Regions from separate parts of the Mus musculus genome. Here region 2 is linked to region 1. A link is a loop called in an ENCODE intact Hi-C map of the cell type or tissue named here. Cell type or tissue: left cerebral cortex. All regions are shown on one strand. Each heading gives the region's core, and the rest is flanking DNA. Links, peaks and the distances in the headings are about the cores only. Region 1 holds the start of Gm46529 (a long non-coding RNA gene). Region 2 overlaps Gramd4 (GRAM domain containing 4).

The links. Peaks named below come from ENCODE experiments on the same cell type or tissue, not always from the same donor. Only the 100,000 strongest peaks of a DNase experiment are listed, where the experiment ranks them.
Region 2: a loop joins it to region 1, with 2.8 times the contacts of the local background. A loop is called at or near these places in 9 of 42 quality-filtered maps.

The regions. Positions count from the first base shown.
Region 1 is chr15:85,720,728-85,725,114 of GRCm38, forward strand. It overlaps Gm46529 (a long non-coding RNA gene), which reads left to right and starts at 3,123. Exons shown (of 3, transcript XR_001781735.2): 1 at 3,123-3,303. In left cerebral cortex, for the core only: no CTCF peak of the experiment used is centred there; a DNase peak (open chromatin) is centred at 1,817.
Region 2 is chr15:86,133,731-86,138,117 of GRCm38, forward strand. It overlaps Gramd4 (GRAM domain containing 4), which reads left to right. Exons shown (of 19, transcript NM_001379572.1): 17 at 1-29; 18 at 1,151-1,219; 19 at 1,620-3,896. The coding sequence ends at 1,724. Among named protein-coding and RNA genes, the nearest start is that of Gm15722, 45 kb to the left of the region's middle. In left cerebral cortex, for the core only: CTCF peaks have their summits at 1,719 and 4,094 (motif pointing left); DNase peaks (open chromatin) are centred at 1,708 and 4,109.

The sequences.
Region 1 (4,387 bases), core at 121-4,120:
CCTCCTGTCTTTGCTCTTTGTATTGCAGCTGGTCTTACAGGGCAGCTGCGGGGAGCTAGCCAATTGTCCAATTGCTTGGTCATTGGGAAGGCATGATTCTCACTTAGCAATCAGTTCAGGCTCCCTGCCCCATAGGCAGTATGGTCACATGAGTCCAGGTCACATGAGCCCTAATGCCAAAGAGGGTCCCTGGGGCCTCTGTGAGCACCAGCTTGGCTTCTGCCCCTGTACCTTTTCCCATAGTTGGACCCTGCAAGTCTCTTCACCCCAGATCTCTGTTCTCACCCTCTGTTCAGGGTGAAAATCCTAGAGGTTACTTTAAGGCTCAAGGCCAAGACTTTTGCCTAACCAGGACTTCTCTGTCTCCCTGTTTACCTGTTCCCTGTCTACCCCTCTGCTGTCTCTGCTCCATCTTAGCCAGGACACAGGGAGAGTCCAGTCCCTATCCTAACTCATTGGCCTCTGAGTCTCAGATTTTCATCTTCAGAACAGAGATTATTGTACCATGCCTTAGAACCAGCATGGAGATTAAAGGTGTTTGTTCTTACCAGTCCTGAACATAGGGCTGAGTTCTCTCTATTCCAGTTCTCATCTGGTTTGAGCCAGGCATTACCCTCCTGGCATCACTTTTGCTAGACGTGATCCCTGCCTGAGATGTAGGACCACCTGTCTATCAACCTCAGGACTCTGAACCCCTCCCCTACAACCTTTATCTCAACTGTCTAAAACCCAAGACCTCCTGGCCACATCCTTTCAATTCTCTCTCTCCCTTTCTCTTTCTCTCTTCCTCTCACTCTCCCTTTCTCTCTCCTTTCTGTCTCTCTCTGTCTCTGTCTCTGTCTCTCCCTTCCTCCCCCTGCCCCTGCCTCTGGCTTTGTGAATCCTGTGAACATCTACAGAATGGCCCCTGTGGTTAAATCTCCTCCATGGGCCCTTGCCTAGCTTCATACTCTGCCCTGGACCTGAAGTCCTTGGCTCTGTGCCCCATCTTTTCAGCCCCTGGATGGTGCCCCCCTCTGCTGAGGGGCATAGAGTCCTGTGCCCCAGATGTGTCCCTGCTCCACAGTTCTTCTCTGTCCCCATCACTGCCACCTGGAGAGCACTTAAGGGACTTCAGGGTCCATGACTATAAGTATGCCAGATATGGAGTCCTTTTGCCCCTCAGTCCCTCAACCCAGGGGCCAAACCTGGCTCCCGGTTGTCTTGGTGCCAGCCCTTACTGAAGCCAGTCCTCTCTTTTTAAATCAAGAGGTAGAGTCTTCTAGAATCTAAGACCATGGCTGCTGGAGAGATGAAATCTCTCTGCGAGTATGAACAATAATTCTCCTCCCAAACACTGGAACCGGTAGCATAAGCTACATCTGGGGCACAGGACTCTATGTCCCTCAGCAGAGGGGGGCACCATCCAGGGGCTGAAAAGATGGGGCACAGAGCCTTGCTAGGTAGCTACTTCGGAGATCTACATGCAAAGCTCAGTGGCCTGTCCCGTGGGTGCAGCACCCTCTTGCCCCCTCACAGAAGAGGTAACAAGGGCGCTGGAGTGGTTTGGACAGCAGAGGTAAGCACTTCCGGGTGTCAGCCTCAGTGGGATACAGCCGAAGGGAGCTTGTTCTTAAGGATGGAAGGACACAGAAGAAGAGAGGGAGAGTGACAGTAGAGGATTGCAGATGCCAGGAGCACCAGTATGGATCCCAGAGTAGGAGGGCTGGAGATCCTGATGTGGGGAAGGGAGAGGTTAAGATTGCTCCAGGGCCAAGTGTGAACAATGTAGGGCAAACTAGACACCCCAGAGTGCTCTGTATACTGCCTGCCCCACTTTTAGAAGCTATGTCTGAATTCCCAGGCAGCCCCCACAGGTTCAAATCAGGAAAGGAAGAAATAAATTCTTTGTGGCCCTTTCCTGTAAGCTGTTACAATTCTATCTTTGTTCCCTTCATGAAGCAAAGGCTGGAGAAATGGACAGCTTTTCAAATTTCTGTGGAGCCTTAAATAGAAGGTCTAGGGCAGGCTGTGCCCCTACCATTTACTGGGGCACCAGCTGGGAGAGAAGGCAACTACAGGGATCTCTCAGCTGCCTTTTGGGGTGACCTTCAATAGGAAGACATGGCTTGCTGTGGAGCGGGAGAAATTGGCAAATAGGCACCAGGGAAGGCCGCCATCAAAGCTGCTGTCTACATAGTCCAAAGCTGCTGCCCCTGCTGACCTTGGCTTTGTAGAGTTCAAGGTCTTGAGGCCTTCCTGGATATGAGGAGACAGTGGGTCACTGGTCTAAGCTCTGGACAGCTGCCGCTCCCAGCTGACTCCAGTGCTCCCAATGATGAGCGAGCAAATAAAAAGCGTAAGTGTGTGCACATGTTCAAACACAAGCATGCACAGATGTGTCCACTTAGACAGGCGCTCACAGACAAGCCCGGATGTTCACATAAAGGCAGGAATACATGCTCACACATACATGTACACACATACTTTTCTTTTTTATCTGCTCACATGTGTGGTTATTCCCAGCCACCGGTGACCTTGAGGAACACAACCCACTGATTTGATAGGATGTCTGCCATGATAAGATCCAAGCTCCCTCCTCCCTAGCAGGAGGGCCACAGGAATTTGTGTTCTTATCCGTGTGCCCCAAGCCAGAATCCCCTGGAGAAGTGTGGAGTCAGCTGGATGCTCTTCAAAGTTGCTGTTTCCTTTTGTAGTCTCTGTTTTGCTACAATTTGTTACTATGTGTCCTTGGTCCTTGAGAGCAGATACTTTGAGACCGTAAATATTGGATTAAATTTTCACCTACCTATTCTAGCATCCATGGGCATCACAATGTAATAATAATAATAATAATAATAATAATAATAATAATAATAATAATAATAATAATAATAATAGCAATTATTGTTATTGAGGCAGTGTTTCTCTGCATAGCCCTGGCTGTCCTGGAACTAGCTCTGTAGACCAGGGGGGGAGTCAAACTCAAAAGAAATCCATCTGCCTCTGCCTCTGGAGTGCTGGGATTAAAGGAGTGTGCCACCACCGACTGGTTCATTTTATTTGTTTTTAATCATTAATCTCAGATGAAATTCTAATTCCCAAGGAGTTCCTAGTCCAGTGAGAAAGACAGCTAAGACGCAGACACCACAGTACATCAACATTGGGAGGGGAGATCAAGGAGGCCTTCTTGGAGGAGTTAATGCCCGAGATGTGAGCCATTAAAGGAAAAGCAAAAGTGAGCACCCGAGATGCCCTGCAGAAGGAAAAGTGAGCAGGGAGAAGTCCAAAAGTGAGCAACTCAAGTCCAGTGCCTGGAGAGAGGTGAGACAAGGCTGGGTCACAGGACTCTGCTCAGGACTGCAGGCTGCCACAGCACAGGGGTATGGAGAGGGAAGGGGCTATGTGAGAGCCTGACAGCCTATGGCATCAGTCAGGTGGGGCATGAGCAGAAAGGGTCACAGGGTGGAGGGAAACTCTCCATGCTTACCCATCACCTCTGCCTTCCTGAAGCCCCTCTACGGGGCCAGAAATAAAACAAGTCCCAAGGAGGTAAAGCCACAAGCCAAAGTCACCCTAGAGTTAGCTTTCAGCTTTAGAACAAGTGGATTAAAGGAGAGAGAGCCTAGCCCAGGCAGATGGGCCTCCCTCCTGGAGCCTGGAGCTCTTCCAGACTCTGAGAAAACCCCCATGGGGCTCACCCAGTTTAGAGGGTTCTTGGGGACCTTGAAGAGGTCTGTCCTAGCTGGCCAACGTGTTGGGCTTCCTCCCAAAGAAGGCAGGGGTGACCAGGCAAAGAGGTGCAGCTCTGGCCTTCATGTCTCTCAGCCTGGGGACTGAGCATCCCCCATCCCGGACTGAGAAGCCCAGCATGCACGGGAGTCAGGCTTTGAATCTTGCTCTTTGTCAATGTGCCAGAGCAAGCTCCCCTCGCCCTTCTCCCTTCCTGCTCCCAGCAGGATCTGCCGCTGTTCAGATCAAAGCAAGAGCATGGGACAGTGGCCGGGAGGAACTGGGGTGACCAGCCATGCACAGGGTAGGAGCACAAAGAGATTGTCCCTGCCCCAGGATGGGCTTGGGTGGTGACCTTCAGCTGGCCAGGTCTGGCCTTGCTGGATTCACTGAAACAAGTCAATTCCCCAGGGCCGTGGGCTCTGGGCTAATTCTAGGCCTGGGGAAAGCACAGAGCATGAGACACTGAACATAATTCTCTACAAGGTTCTGTCTGGAAGGTCATGTGGTTGCCTCCTTTCCCCCAGTCAGGGCACGCCTCCTTGGCACTCTCCCTCTGGGACCTGTCACAGTCACACCTCCAGATACTACGCAGAATCCCAAACTGGCAGGGGCACTGGCAGGGGCGTTCTTGATCAGCCAGCCTGGCCTCTCGTCTTACAGCTGGGGACAGACT
Region 2 (4,387 bases), core at 149-4,148, 410 kb after region 1:
AACTGATGGACATCACAGACATCCAGAAGGTGTGTGCCTGCCCGACCCGCCTCGCTCACAGCCTGGGGAGTCAGTAGATCACAGAGATGGGGAGGTTTGCGGGGATGAGCCCAGGGCTGGGGGAGGTGTGATCTTCTGAGATAGTTAAGTACCTTGGGCCACAGTGCAGTCTCCCTTCTCCCATGTCCCTGGGAGTCACCATCTGGCCCAGTCAGTATGATACATGCAGAAAGGAGCAAGAGCGACGTCTGCCTGACATGTTGGACTCACACCCCCACCACCCCCACCCTGCTTCTCGGATCTCATGTAGTCCAGGCTAACCCTGAAGTCAGTTTTTTGTTTGTTTGCTTGTCTTGGATTTTTTGTTGCTGTTGTTGTTATTGTTGTTGTTCGTTTGTTTTTGTGTACACTGCCGGGAATCAAACCCAGGGCTTCGTACGTGTTAATCAAGCAAGCTATCAGCTGAGCTACATCCCAGCCCTTGCTGTGAAAAGAGACTCAGACCTTCCACCTGGGTCCGAGACGATCTCCCCCTCCTCCCCCGCCCCCGCCCCAAGAAACGTTAGGGTTCTGCCACAGGCACTTGTACACGTGGAGTGAGGCTTAGCGGTTTCCCCACGGGTTGGTTTGTAGAGTACACAATGTCTGGAGGGGTTGGGGAGTGGAGCAGAGGAAAACTGAAGGTTCAGAGGAATGCTTCCCCAACGAAGTAGCCTGGGTCCAAGCTGGCAGTAGTCAAGAATGGTCCTAGTACAAGACAGGGTCCCTCTCTTGCCTTGGCTCAGGCCATGGCTATCTACTTACTCCCCGAGGTAACAGTCAGGTAACCAGAAAGCACACAGTCAGGCCAGGGCCAAGATCGTCCTAGCCTATCCTTAGGGACCAGCCATGCTGACACATGCCTTACACAGACTATCAGTCACACCGGGAATTGCGGGGAGGGCACCACAAAAATCAAAAGACACAGCCTTTTACCTCCTGTTGCTAGGATGTCCTAGGCCTGCCTCTGCAGGTTTGGTGTCCTTGTACCTGACCTGTAGGAGTGTATCCTGTAGGAGGAGAGCGTCCTGGACGAGTGGGGACTAGCATCACCCCTGTCCTTAGGAGAAGCTGGTGGCCCGGTGGCAATGGTTGTACTCTTTCATTTCAGTATAAAGTCTTGTCTGTCCTCCCTGGCTCAGGCATGGGAATTGCTGTTTCTACACCATCAACCCAGAAAGTAAGTACCCAGCAGGTGACAGCCCCCACCCCCACCCCTATCCCTGCCCCTGGCCAGGGGACCGGAGTGAGCCTCCCTGGGATGTGGTTTCAGCTTGAGGGGAAGCTCTCTTCCCCCTCAACACAGGACCCTACTCCATGGACACAAGGTCCAGAAAGCTTAGCTTGGGTGGGCGCCATACAGTTACAGGAGGCCCAGAGGGAACGGATCCTGCAGCCATTCAAGAAGAAAAGGCTGGGTCCTCGGGCTAGAGTCCTCTGGGTGAAAAGAGTATCTGGCCATCTGCCAGGCTGTCTACACCCTGCCAAGCTGCTGCCCTTGTCTGATAGGGGCCATAGTAGCCCCCCCAGCCTGGCTATGAAGCGCACATCCCCCCCACAATCCATTTCTTCTCCACCAGCCCCTGGTGTTCGGTGCCATGGTGCACAGAGATGAAGCCTTTGAGACCATTTTCAGCCAGTATGTGAAAATCACGTCTGCAGCGGCCTCTGGCGGTGACAGCTAGTATTGACTCTGGGGTGTTGCTGGAATCCTTTCCAACCGCTGGCTGGAGGAGCGGACATCCTCGCAGTCTTCGGCAATAATTCTCCTGGACTGTGGCTGGTTATATTGGCCTAGGCTCTGCAGACCAGAAGGGCTGGAACTCACATGGAACGGTGCCGGGCTGGCCCGTGCCAAGCGCATGAAGCACCTTCATGACCACCTGTGGACACAGGTGGGCAGAGGATCCTCTTAACCAGTCTGAAGGATGGCACACAAGACACTGGTCCTCAGGCCCTGCTAAGCACAGCCCCTCACTCTCCTTCCCGGCCTGGGTGCAGACCCAGCCCCTGCCATCCTGAGAGGCTCCTTGGTCTTATGACCCCTGTTCTTCAGAGGCTTTTTCCACCAAAGCCATAGCTGGGAATGGTTGTGGCCCCTTCCTGCAGGGGTGGTAAGATGGAGAGAATGGTGGGGAGGCCCCTCTCCAGTGAAGAAATGGCCAGTCATCTCACCCAGCCCTCAGACCCTCCTTCCACGTTGGACCTGCTGTGGGCACTCCGAGGCTGTGGGTAGGGCCTCTTAGGGCTTGGTGTTTTGGGGGTACCTGCCCCTCCATCAGTGTCTGGGCATGAGTTATCACTCATCTGGCTCGTCTTGGCCTGACACTCCAGCTAAGAGGTCAGGCCAGTGGTTGGTGTCCTGTGAGGGCCCAGACTGGCGTAGTGTCGGCAAAAGCACACCTTTTTAACACTTGGCTCTTTGGAAGGTTTCGGGGCGAGCATTCTCCACCCTGCTGTTAAGTGAGAGACTCCATGGTCATCTGGCTGGCGTTTGGCCTCCAGGCTGCAGTCACTCTGGAGTTATGGGAGGACCCTGTGCCACAGCAGACAGCTGTGGGCAGAGCCTAGAGGTTAGGGGCCAGAGTTGCCTTGTCCTCTAACATCTAACAGTATTTATTGTCTCTTACTGCACGCTCTGCAGGGGTAAGGCACATCCCATCCCACCCATGCTCCCTGCCCCGACAAAGGTGGAGACTTCACAGGTGGGCGATCTTGCAGGCCTGGGCCTCTGGGGGGGGCAACCACGACGCCACCTGTGAATCTCCCAGGTGGACCACTCTTGTCTCCTTCAGCTTGTCCCGAGTCCTTCAGATGTCACTGAGATTGCTTTTTTGAAGAAACAGAAGATTATATTTTTTACAGAGAGCAAGCTGTCTTTCTTATTTTTGTACCATTTTTCAAATGTAATTTTTACCTTTGCTCCAACGCTCGTTTGCCGGCGTAGGTGTGAGGCCCGGTGGCTTGGGCTCATGACACCTCATTCCCAGGGGACTTCAGGCCACACACTGGGGGTGGGAAGGGCTTGCCAGGCAACCAGATCAAGCACACATACCACTCCAGATGCGTAGCAGAGGCCACACAGCTCCAGGTACATAGACGGAGGAGTCTGGATGGGGAGGCGGGACCCTCGACCCAGGGCCGTGGCTTGGGCCCCTGGAATATGCTTGTGCTATGAAGAGCACGGAATCAGAGAAGGAGCACCCCAACGTGCCAGAGGGAAGGCAACATGGCCTCTGACCTGTCCGTGAGGATGGCTTCATGGGTGATAGCCACACATGGTGGCTAACACTTCATGGACCCTGGCGGTGCCTGGGTTGTGAGTGTTGCCACCCCGGTGTGCTACAGAGAGGCCTTAAGCAGGGAAGGCTTTCAGGGTGGAATACGTGGTTTAGTTTGAGTCTCTTTCTTTGGGAAAGAGAGATGAAGACTGACCATGGGTCAGGGCAGTAGGTCAGGGAGGTGGCCCCAAGTTCTACCATTAGCCACCGGCAGATCTTTGAGTAGAGCTTAGGGGGTCAGGGCTGGGCCAGGGGCCTATGTAGCTTCTAGGCATCCTTACAGAGACACTGGGGTTTGTACTGGATTGTGTGATCTGGGCAGGTGTTTAATTGCTCACTAATCACTGACCTAGAATGTTCAATTTTGTATGTGTGAAGCTTGAGTCTGTTTTGGATCTGTACATAATTGTTGCTGGTGTAACTTTTGTTCTACAAAAGGATCATATTCTATAAAGAACTGATAGGAAAAAAAATCCTCTGTCACTTTTTTTTTTAAAAAAAGAAAACCTTGTTTAGATACAAAGTCTTGTATAAATTATAATTTTTATTTAATAAACCTAAAATGCTCTGTGCTGAGTCTGAGGAATCCTTTGTTCTTAGCTGAGTGTGTAGATGTTGGTTGGTAGATCAGCTGGGTAACTCTCAGGTCTATACCATACCAGAGTCTTCGTGGCCACTAGTGCCATTTGGGTCGAGCACAAAACTGTCTATGAGACTGAAGGCTTGGGTATGAAATGGGATGGGGAGTGGGTGCTGATTGCTCTACTGCGCCCCCTGGTGTGAGGGAAGCTAGGAGCAGGAGGTAGTCCTGGGGATCCCAGAAGACAGACCGGAAAAGTAGCTGGCCCTGGGTGTGTGAGGGGGAGTCTGGACCAGGCAGTGCCTTGGGGTTGCAGTGTTGGCCTTGGCTCCATTGAGCTGTGGTCTCTGCCACCCTGGGATTCTGAACAGAAGGGTCTCTGGCAAAGCTGTGACTTTATTGATTCAGATACTGACATTGGGCACAGGGGAGATACGAGAAAACCTGGGAGTCAAAACCCAGATGGGCACACGGTTGGTGCCTGGCC